Linked DNA regions of Homo sapiens: region 2 is linked to region 1. Evidence: read pairs that join two places in POLR2A ChIA-PET (ENCODE). Cell type or tissue: endothelial cell of umbilical vein. All regions are shown on one strand. Links, peaks and the distances in the headings refer to the core of each region. The heading gives the core; the rest is flanking DNA. Region 1 overlaps TGFBR3 (transforming growth factor beta receptor 3). Region 2 has its middle 150 kb from the start of CDC7.

What was found. ChIA-PET counts read pairs that join two places held together with the same protein. Peaks named below come from ENCODE experiments on the same cell type or tissue, not always from the same donor. Only the 100,000 strongest peaks of a DNase experiment are listed, where the experiment ranks them.
Region 2: POLR2A ChIA-PET joins it to region 1 with 8 read pairs; 2 of 35 experiments call an interaction of 5 or more read pairs at or near these places.

The regions. Positions count from the first base shown.
Region 1 is chr1:91,778,435-91,783,815 of GRCh38, forward strand. The region is part of intron 3 of TGFBR3 (transforming growth factor beta receptor 3); the gene reads right to left. Among named protein-coding and RNA genes, the nearest start is that of TGFBR3, 110 kb to the right of the region's middle. In endothelial cell of umbilical vein, for the core only: no CTCF peak of the experiment used is centred there; a DNase peak (open chromatin) is centred at 3,157; H3K27ac peaks cover 1,141 bases.
Region 2 is chr1:91,648,800-91,654,180 of GRCh38, forward strand. No RefSeq gene overlaps it. Among named protein-coding and RNA genes, the nearest start is that of CDC7, 150 kb to the left of the region's middle. In endothelial cell of umbilical vein, for the core only: no CTCF peak of the experiment used is centred there; DNase peaks (open chromatin) are centred at 2,182 and 3,192.

The DNA of each region.
Region 1 (5,381 bases), core at 106-5,105:
AGAGGGAAGACCAAAAAAGAGGGAAGTCTTTTATTAAGACTCACAATCCAGTGCTGTCTTCTATACCTTGAAGCCTTGGTTTAAGAAACATTACTTTATGCCCAAGCCATACATACCAATATCAATAACTAGATCTTCAAAAAATATAATTAATGAGAAACTTCCATATATAGAATTTCTAGACTTAACCTATTTGCTAAACTGCTACATCAACATACTTATTTATTCATGCAAATGTTTATTTCACAAATGTTTCTTGACTGCTTACTATGTAGTGGGCACTGTTCTAATTCCTGGCAATACCAACTAAAGATAAAACATCTATACTGATGATATACTAGCAGAAGAGATAGACAGTGAACATATTTAAAAATAAATATCAGGTGGTAATATAAGTTACATTTTAAAGTAAAACAGTAAAAGAGAGTGTGTCTGTTGTGGGGTGCTATGACTATTTTAAATGGGGTGGTCAATGAAGGCCTCTCAGTGGAGGTAATGGCAAAGCAGGGACTGGGTGAAGGCAGCCACATGAGTAACTGGGAGAAGTACTTCAGGCAAAACAAAGAGCCCATGCCAAGGACAGGAGGCAAGATGTCAGGGCCCACTGCAGCACAGTGAGCAATGGTGAGAGTGCTGGGAGAAGGGGGAAAAGATCATTCAGGGCTCTGGTGGGGATTGCGCATTTTCATTGAAATGTAAAAAACCATGGCAGGAAGCTGAACTGGTGAACTTCGTGACTGGACGGAAGTCTTTCAAAAGATCATGCTGGCTGCCACTTAGAGAATAGATCTTAATTGCTAACAATGATAGCAGCTGACATTTATGGAGTGCTGATGATATTCCACGCACTGTTCTAAGCACCAGTCATGCTTTAATTATTTAATCGTCACAGCAACTCTATGAAGTAGATACTATGATTATGCCCACATGAGGAAAATGAAGCATAAAGAAGTTAACTGACTTGCCCAAAGCCCCACAGCTCATGAGCAGTGTAGCCAGGCTTCCAACACTGGCGCTCTACCCCAGATCTTGCACTCCTAAGAGGGATGGGCCAGAGGCCCACTGCCTCTCAAGTAAAAATGTGATGGTGGGTCAGACCGAAGGTGGTGGTCAGAAGTGGGCAGATTCAGAATATGGTCTTAGGGTAGAACAAATAGGATTGGATATGACATCTGAGCAAACACAGGAAGTCATGGATAATAATGCCAAGGACTGTGGCCCTGGCAACTGTGTGGTAGCGTCCTTTACAGAGCTGGGGAACACAGGAGTAAACAAACTGGAGACAGGAGGGAGCATGGAACTCAAACTAATGTGAGTGTGTGCTCATTTCCCATACTGCTGTAACAAATTACCATAAACTGGGTGGCTTAGAACAACAGAAGGCTATTCTCTCACAGTTCTGGAGGCCAGAAGTCCAAAATCAGCATTGCTAGGCCAAAACCAAGGTGTCAGCAGAGCCACATGCCCTCCAGAGGCTCCAGGAGAGAACCTGTTCCCAGCCTCTTTCAGGTTCTCGTGGCTGCTGGCATTCTTTGGCTTGTGGGTTCCAGACCACCAATCTCTGCCTGCATGGTCACACAGTCTTCCCTTTTGTCTGTGTCATCAAATCCCTGTCTTATAAGGATACATGTGACTGTATTTAGGGGCCACCAGATAATCCAGGATAATCCTCCATCTCACAATTCTTAATTTAATCACACCTGCTAAGGCTTTTTCTATATAAAGGCAACATTCCCAGGTTTAGGGGTTAGAACGTGGATATATCTTTGGGGGCCATTATTTAGCCTATCACAGTCAGGAATACCACAAATAAAAACAATAAAACGTACAGGTGTGGATAAACAGTGAGCAAAGCTTTTCCCTTTTACATGAGAATTTGATCTTCTGTTAACTCTCTCAATTCTGTAACCCTGGTAATCTGGTAAGACAATATGTCAATTATAACACAAGGCAGCTTGCTATTGGGACTGGAAAATTTTAAGACATCTGATAAGAAGTGACATCTGGGGGCTTCCCTGAGAGCAGTGATTCTTGTAAATGGGGCATATTTATGAGACAGAGTACCATGAAAACTATTCCTACATAGTTGCCTACTAGTTCCCGCAAGGGTCTAAGGCTTTTTTTTTTTTTTTTTTTTTTTCTGACATGGAGTTTCACTCTTGTTGCCCAGGCTGGAGTGCAATGGCATGATATTGGCTCACTGCAACCTCTGCCTCCCGGGCTCAAGCGATTCTCCTGCCTCAGCCTCCCAAGTAGCTGAGAATACAGGCATGCGTCACCATGCCTGGCTAATTTTGTATTTTTAGTAGAGACGGGTTTCACCATTTTGGTTAGGCTGGTCTCGAACTCCTGACCTCAGGTAACCCACCCGCCTCAGCCTCCCAAAGTGCTGGGATTACAGGTGTGAGCCACTGCACCCGGCCTTCCTAAGGCTTTTAAACTAGAGAACTACACACACACACACACACACACACACACACACACACACACACACACACAGAGATCTCATCTCCTGGCATTTGAGCCATCAGCTGGAGAGCTCTGGATGGCTATGTGAACTGATGAACTGATGTGTGAACAGTCACAAGGCACACAACAAGGAGGAATGCCTTGCTGCCATGCCGTAAGCTGTGGTCCTTGTCCTATACCCTTTTAAGTATAATGAAGCCACCCATGGCCTATGATAGTCTCATGGGTCTGAATGTTTATTTGGACCCAAGAAGACTCCTTGCCTGAGTTTGTTGCCACATGTAATAATATCGTTTCAGTTCATTATTTCCATTTCTTCCTCCACCACAGTTACTCAGCAGCAAAAAGGAGTAGAGCATTTGTTTCATCTGTTCATGCTCTTGTGTGGCCTCACTCAAACAGCAAAATGGCTAAAAAGGGCAAAGGGAAAGGAAAAGCTAGAGAACAAAAATTAGTAAATTCACAAAAACTGAGCTAACTGTTCCCTCAGGGAGAAGTGAGTACTGCCTACAAGGAACATGCTGCGCTGCCTGTGCTATGCCTTCCAGAGGCCTCTCCAGCAGAATGAAATGTAAAATCCCTAACCCACAGTTCTGCTGGAAATGTGCAAGTGGGCTCATTACTCAGAGCCAAGATAAAGGATAAATCTTTATGAGTACCGTAAGTATGAGTCATAAAAAATAGGAAACATATGTAGGACGTATACACAGTAATAGCACCAAGCCAGAGAAAGTGTTTAGGAAATGTATTTAAGAACACATGACAAAACAGGACGAAAAATTGCCCTTGTACATTGCTCTAAAACACATTTAAAAAAAAAACCTCACAGCAAGTCAAGGGCCCATATCACTTTGCTGATCTCTAATAAACATAGATCATTTCCATATTTGGAAATAGGCTGGCCTTTTTATTTTAAATGCAAATAGGAGAGCTGAATCAAGAAAAAGTAACTTGGAGTAGGCTTTGAAAGATTTTATGATTTGGGAAATTTGAAGAGCTTCCAAATAAAATACTGGGAATTAGATCTTAACAGCATTAAAAATGAACACAAAAGATTCTTTTAGAAAAATAATTGTTCACAATGGTAATATTACCATTTCATTTAGATTCTCACTATCTTAACAACCACTGGAAAAATGAGTGGAATCTTCAAACCTTATGAAAGCAGGAATCAAAAATAAACTGCAACACATGGGCTGACAACATACCGAGAGCAATGAAGGGCCTGCGTGAAAGCCCTCACGGGGATGCTGGGCTCAGCAGGAAGAACTCGCAGCAAGGAAGAAGCAGAGCCCCCTGGCCAAAAGCACCAAGTGACAATCTAGGGGATGAGGGCGTTCAGAATAGAAGGGAGGGTGATCGGCCCCCAGAAGTCTTTTGGGGCCAGATGACTGAGGCAAAATGTATCATCATTGGAAATTAAGCTCTTCAGTTGCCTTTGATTTTGGAAGATGCCCGAATTTAAGACAGCTTGGCAAGGCTAGGAGACACCTACATGCCCATGTGCCCAACACGGAATCATGTGTGTCCCAACGGACCTTTGGCTCCCTTGGACCAGGGCTTTCTCCTTTACCTTCAGAAACTGCTGCCTCCCAAGGAAAGCACTGCTTGCACATCGACTGACCTGAGGTTGAGAGGAGGAGCAGAGGAATGTGGAAAGGATTGTTTTTACCTTCATTAAGTGTTAAATTTACCTAAGACTCCCAGAGAGTCAATGCTCTTCAGGAACTATTCTGAGGCAGAAATTTCAATATAACTTCCACCTCATGAAAAAATCCAACTGTAGGTCATTAAAAGACCCCAGGGGCATGGCGAGGGCTGAGAGGTACGACAGCTCACTTTCGACCTTTTGTGCTCAGGCCTCTCAGCAGTTGCTATACCTCTCTGCCCCTCTCCCCCAAGGCACCTCGGTATGTGCTCACATCACTGGTAGTGAGGCCACACCTCACTCTGGGAGGGGGACTCACCTTTTAAGAAGACATCGATGCAGCTTCCACGTAAACGGGTCCACAGGCATGCAGTCCCTAACCTGTGGCAAGCCCAGTGCTAGGCACAGAGAACCGACAGCCACATCACCGACTTGCTGGAGCAAATTCAAAATGGATCAGATGTGTGTACACATGTATCAACAAATAGAAGTTAAGCCATAATGGGCACAAGGGGACACTTCAGCTCCGGGCAAGAGTTAGGCTATGGTAGTGACCTTGGATCCTAAAGCTGGGCTCTGTCCTTGCTTCACAGTGAGAATCAGTAACACCTCATCTCATTAGCTCTCTTATCTTCAAAAGTATCCAAGTCATACCTGTAATTTGCCCCTCATCCTCCAAGAGTTGTACAAATTTCAGGTTCAGCTGAAGGACTCTGTGGTTCAGGTGGAAAAAAAAAGCCATAAATACAAAGCATTATTGTAGGGTGCTTTGGACTAGAACCCTGTCTAATATCTGGGCCTTGATATTTCAGCCTTTCAGACAAGGCCAAGGAGCTCAGAGACAAGGACTCCTTCAATCAGCCAGCAGTGCCACTGAGGTGCCCCGGCGGGCTGGACAGGAAAGCATGGAGAACATGGCTGCAATGGAAGCCAAAGCAGCAGGTCTTCCAAACACAGACTCAGATGCCTGTGTCTTTAAGACCAGACCCTCATAAATGGATTGCTTCTGCTGGACACCACGCTCTAAATAAACAGACTCTTCTGGCCGACACACAACTTCCTGTAGGATTCTGGTGGGTAAAGCTTGAAAAGGCTGCCAAATCCAATGACCAGCAACTTTTGAGCTGACTTAGAAAACAAGCTACAAAGACTTGAGTCCAGAGTAAACAAAGGAAAAAGCCATATTAAACAGGGAACAAATTACTATATCGGCAGGGATATTTTAAGTACTCACTGAGCAAGAAAACAAAATCAAAAAAATCAA
Region 2 (5,381 bases), core at 253-5,252, 130 kb before region 1:
CTTCACGAGTGTATACCTATTTTCCTTCTTCTGTTCTCATTTTATTGATATTTCTACAAGGCATCTGGCTTAAACATATGTGTTAAATCTGTTGTTTGACCAGAAGTCTGGAAACATATTAATAACACCATAGAACACATAACAAATCCTTCTAGCTTCATATAGGTCATGTGAGAATTACTAAAACTAACTCCCTTTTATGGACACTATTTGAGATGGAGTATTAGAGAGTAAGAGACTGTAGGGTAAATATGCCAGATCCAGACCGCCAATGGAAAAGCTAGAGAGCAGTCCCCATACTTTCCTGGATTACCCCCTCCCCTACCCCAAGCTATGCTCCCTCTCCTTCCTGGGGGTGGCGGGGGGTGGGCACTGAATCCCCACCAAGCTCTGAGCCTGCTCTCTTTCTCTCCAGGCCTTCGCAGATGCTGCTTTCACAGCCTGGAATGTCCTTTCTTCATTTCACCTGACCAAGTCCTTTTAACCTTCCAGAACCCAGCACAGAGCATCATTAACCCCTCACACTCAGCACTGGGTCAGGTACCTCCCTTGTGCATTTAAAGTACCCCACTCCTGCATTCATAACAACGCTTAATATACCAGAATTGTCACTGCCTGTGACTTTGACCTCCTTGAGCACAAGAACCGAACATTTTTCTTTTTAGAGCTAGTACTTCTCACAGTACTTGACAGATGTTTAAAAGTGGCTGTAGAGGCCGGGCGCGGTGGCTCACGCCTGTAATCCCAGCACTTTGGGAGGCCAAGGTGGGCGGATCATGAGGTCAGGAGATTGAGACCATCCTGGCTAATGCGGTGAAACCCCGTCTCTACTAAAAATACAAAAAAATTAGCTGGGCGGTGGCGGGTGCCTGTAGTCCCAGCTACTCGGGAGGCTGAGGCAGGAGAATGGCGTGAACCTGGGAGGCGGAGCTTGCAGTGAGCCGAGATCGTGCCACTGCACTCCAGCCTGGGTGACAGAGCGAGACTCTGTCTCAAAAAAAAAAAAAAAAAGTGGCTGTAGAACAAATGGAATAAATGGATCAATGAATAGATGTATGGATGCTTCAAACAGGCTCTCCTTGGAAAGACTGCCATAGAAGAGCAAGGCCTCAGGCTTGGGGAAAAAAGAGGAGTTCAAGTTAGGAATGAGTTTCTCCTGTCCAGCTCTCACCTAAACCTTGGTGAACTAGTTCCCAGAAATAGTAGAGTAAAGGAGGTGGTCCAGCCAGTTGTTACTGATCTGGATTGGCAGAAATGGAAGAAAAGATGCCAGAGTAGCAATGGAGTATTGATGCAGAAAAGGCAGAGAAGGGAATCCGTATGTAAAAATACCAGCCTGAAGCTGCAAAAAGCTACAAACAAGAACCTCCCTAAGAGCTTATCATACCAACAATAAGAAGCACTACTACTAACGCTTATATCTTAGGGACTTTTTACAGTTCTGTGATGTTGTAGCTCATTTTATCTTTACAACAGTCTTATGAGTTGGGTGCTTATTCATATTTTATAGATGAGGAAACTGAGGCACAGGAAACTTACCCAAGTCGATTCAGCTAGGAAGTGGCAATGCCGGAGTCTAAATCCAGACAGTCTAAATTTGGCATCCATGCTCTCAACCATGACAAGAGAAAAGCTGCCTCCCCTCTCATTTCCTGATCTCACCGATTCACCACCTACCCCAAGTTGCTAGAAAAACAATTCATCTTTTTTGATAGAAGAATATTCCTGTCAAGGCAGGATTCCCAGCTGTATTTGGTCTCATAGCTCAGGTAGAACAAAAGTGAGGTGAGGAAGAGAGCTGGGAGGGAGAAAGGCCCAGTGTCTGGGATGGTCCTTATATCCCCTTCCCTTGACAAACACATTCCCAGAAAGAATCAGTATAGAGGAAAAAGGGAGAGAACAGAAAAACTGCAGATAGGTCCAACTGACTGTCCCTCCCTGGAGAGTGGTCCCCTCCAGGCCTGGTGGCAGGCACTCTGTGGCCTGCATTCCAAAGATGGGCTTTGGTTTTTGGACCCAGGAAGAAGGGGCCAATATGCATCAGGGATCAAGTCAGAGTCAGTGACTCAGCCCACACAAGGCCCAGAGGTTCAGTAACACATCACAAGATGCTGAGACATGTCTCAAACACTTGCCAGCTGAGTCCATCTGGAACATGAGTTCTGAGCAGAAAAGAGCAGGGAGATGAGGGGAGGAGCCCTGGATGTGCTAGTCAGTGAGAACTGACTCAGAGGTGACTTCCAAGGCCAACCTGGGGTGATCTGGCTGAGTCTCGGACCAGTCTCAAGTGCTGTGGAAGGTCATGAGAGTGGCAAGGCTGAACCTCAAGACCAGTTTCCCAAGCAGGGAGGAGAGGGTGACTCCAACACTGCCTAGCCTCTCCCATGCCGTCCCTTTCTGGTCTCACTCAGGCCAGGGAGGACTGTTTTCCCAGGATGGCCCACCCTGAAATGTAGGAGGCAAAAGAAAGGAGCGCTATCAAAAATCCCTGGGGCAGTCTTGTTGCCACTTCTCTGAATCCTTTCAAAGGAAAAGAGCTCATAAGCAAGGCCATGAAATTGTTCCCACTTGTATAAGCAGAATTCTCACACTTGTGACTATTGAGCTTGTGATGTGAAATTACTTGTTCCATGTCTGTCTTTCCCACCGGGCAGTAACTGTTACCAGGGAAGGGACCAGGCTGGTCTTGTTCACTTGTGCCTAGGAGAGTGCCTGGTACACAGCTGGTGCTCAACACATATGTGTTGGGTGATAAACTGTGCATGGACGCTGGTCTTCTTCTAGCCCTTAGTTAGGAATTAGTATGAACAAGACCTCTTCCCACCCTTCTTTACCGGACCAGCCTGCAGATGCTCTTGCTCCCCTCTCCCCCGTCCACCAGGGCCTCATTTTGCATTTGCAGAGCCGGCAATTAAAACTCCCCCAGAAACTTTCTAAGAGCCAGAGGCCAGGTCACGTGGCTTGGGCCACCGCATGGAGCCTGGGCCTCCTCTGGCCCCAGTTGCAGCTCAGGTGTCAGAGGCTGGGCTGGGGGTGGGGGCTGGACTGGGAGGGCAAGATTTCTAGGAATCACTGGGGGCCTGAATTACTCAGATGAAGAATTTGAGAAGTTGATTCAGCTTTTGGGAGGAAATGTCAGTAACTAGGGGAAAAACAACTGGGATGAAGGGCGAGCTCCCTGGCTATGGGAAAGTGTGCTGGCTCCAAGTCAAACTGGCTCTCATCCAGATTTTTATTTCTGGTGTTTGGTGGTTACATAAAAAAAGCTTATAAACTTAACTCCAGTTAGAAAAAAATACAACTATTTCTAATATTGATCCTGGATAATCCCTTCAAACCTGTCAGGGAGACCACCCGGTGTGAAGGGAGGTGGGGGCCCAGTAGGTGACAACTTAGGGAGGGCTGGGGCCAAGGAGGCTCTGGGGCTGCTTGATTTGGAACAGCACCTTCTCCATGCAGGATGCCTGTTTTACTGGTCACCTGGCTGCTTCCTATAGGATTTTAAGGACCAAGGGACAAAAAGTTAATGTACAGGCGTGCAGCCTCCAGCAGTGATTCCTAGCCTTTCTAGAGTGCTCCCATGCTCACATTTGTATCTGATATTTGGTGACTCTTCCTCTCTGGGCAGAAATAATAGGTTAGTGTATATTTTTCAAGTGGAAATGAATTAAAATAATTTTATCAGATTGATAAAAGCATGACAAATACCAAATAGAGGAATTAACGAAGTATATGAATGGACAGTTCACTATAGGAAAACAAATGCCAAATGAATGTGTGCAAAGATGTTCATCCCCAACAGTCGCCAAAGAAATGCAATCAAAACAAGGTACTATTTTGTGACTTTCAGATTAAAAGGACTAGAAAGAAATAATATCGTTTTTCAGTTTTAACTCTTGGAAGACCAGCAAGTCAACTGGAAGACCACTAGGCCTGAGGCCTCAGTCCGATGACTGGTCACCATATTCTCATATAAAAAGCATAGAGAGACAGAGTTCTTCCCAAATGCCTACAATAACCAGTTAGAAAATACAATGGGAAAAAAATTCCTTTCACAATAGCAACAACAACAACAAAATTTTAAATGCCCAGGAATTAATAAATTAATATAACAAGAAATGAGGAAGCTAGATAAAGAAAGCATTCTGCCTTACTGAGAGACAAGGACATCAAAAGAGGGGCACATCTAAAAATATCCGGATGAGTTAAAGATTTCATTGTAAAATATCAAATTGTAAAAGTCCTAGAGGAAAAGCTAGGTAATTATGTAATTATGAGATAGGGGAGACTTTCTGTGGATGATCCCAAAAGCAGAAACCATTAGCGAAAAGTTGGATAAATATGACCTATATAAAAATTTTTAAAGATATGTTGATGAACAGCATAAACCAAACTAAAAGGCAAATAACAAACTTATAAGTACTCAGAAATTTTCTCAATGTTAGCAGAAAACATGCTGCTGGCGTTGCATTTTGTTATAGAATGTTCATTAACATCTATTCTAAAGGAGTGTTTTTGGGGAAAGTGTCAGTAAGATGTGGTTTCAGTTCTTAATTCACAACAGCACATAATTCTGTGGGCCTTCTTCCAGTTCCTCAAAAACTACCAAGATCTTTTGGTTCTGACATCCTCTACATTTGCTGTTGTCTTTGCTTAAAAAGTAAATATGTCCTTTCTCACCCCATGGGCAGCCATGTCTCATGCTTCAGACTTGGGCACAAATGATGCCTTCTCAGAGAGGCTTACTTTAACCAGTCTAACTCAAGACATTCCTTACTCTTTATCCCACCAATATGTGCATTTTCTTTATAGCATTTATCAAAACCACACCTTGTAAATATAAACATATTTGTTCATTTGTGACTAGGCCTCCTCTGAAAGAGAGTAAGGCCATAAGGGCGGCTCAGGAAGACTCCTGCCTGTTCACAGGCATAGAGCAGTACTTGGTAGAGTAAAGTACAGCTGGCACAGGTCAGGCAGGCAACACTCATTTGTGGGACAATGAATAGGCACTCATCTGGTGTTGGAAGAGTAAGGGAAAATGAAACAGAGCTGCTCCCCTCCTAAAGGATTGGTTGCTTGAATGAATGGATGAATTAATGAACAGAGTTGGATAAGCCTCTCATGACAGTATTCTGTAAGGATTGTCACCCCATGTTTTGTCTCTCCTAAAGACCAGAACCTTGACTTGAATCAAGAGTCTTTGTCAAACTTAAACTTTATCTAACTTCAATCAAGTACAGATGCTCCTCAGCTTATGATGGGGTTATGTCCCAATAAACCCACTGTACATTTTAAAAGATCATAAATTGAAGATACGTTTAATACACCCAACCTACTGAACATCATAGCTTAGCCTTGCCTACCTTAAACACAATCAG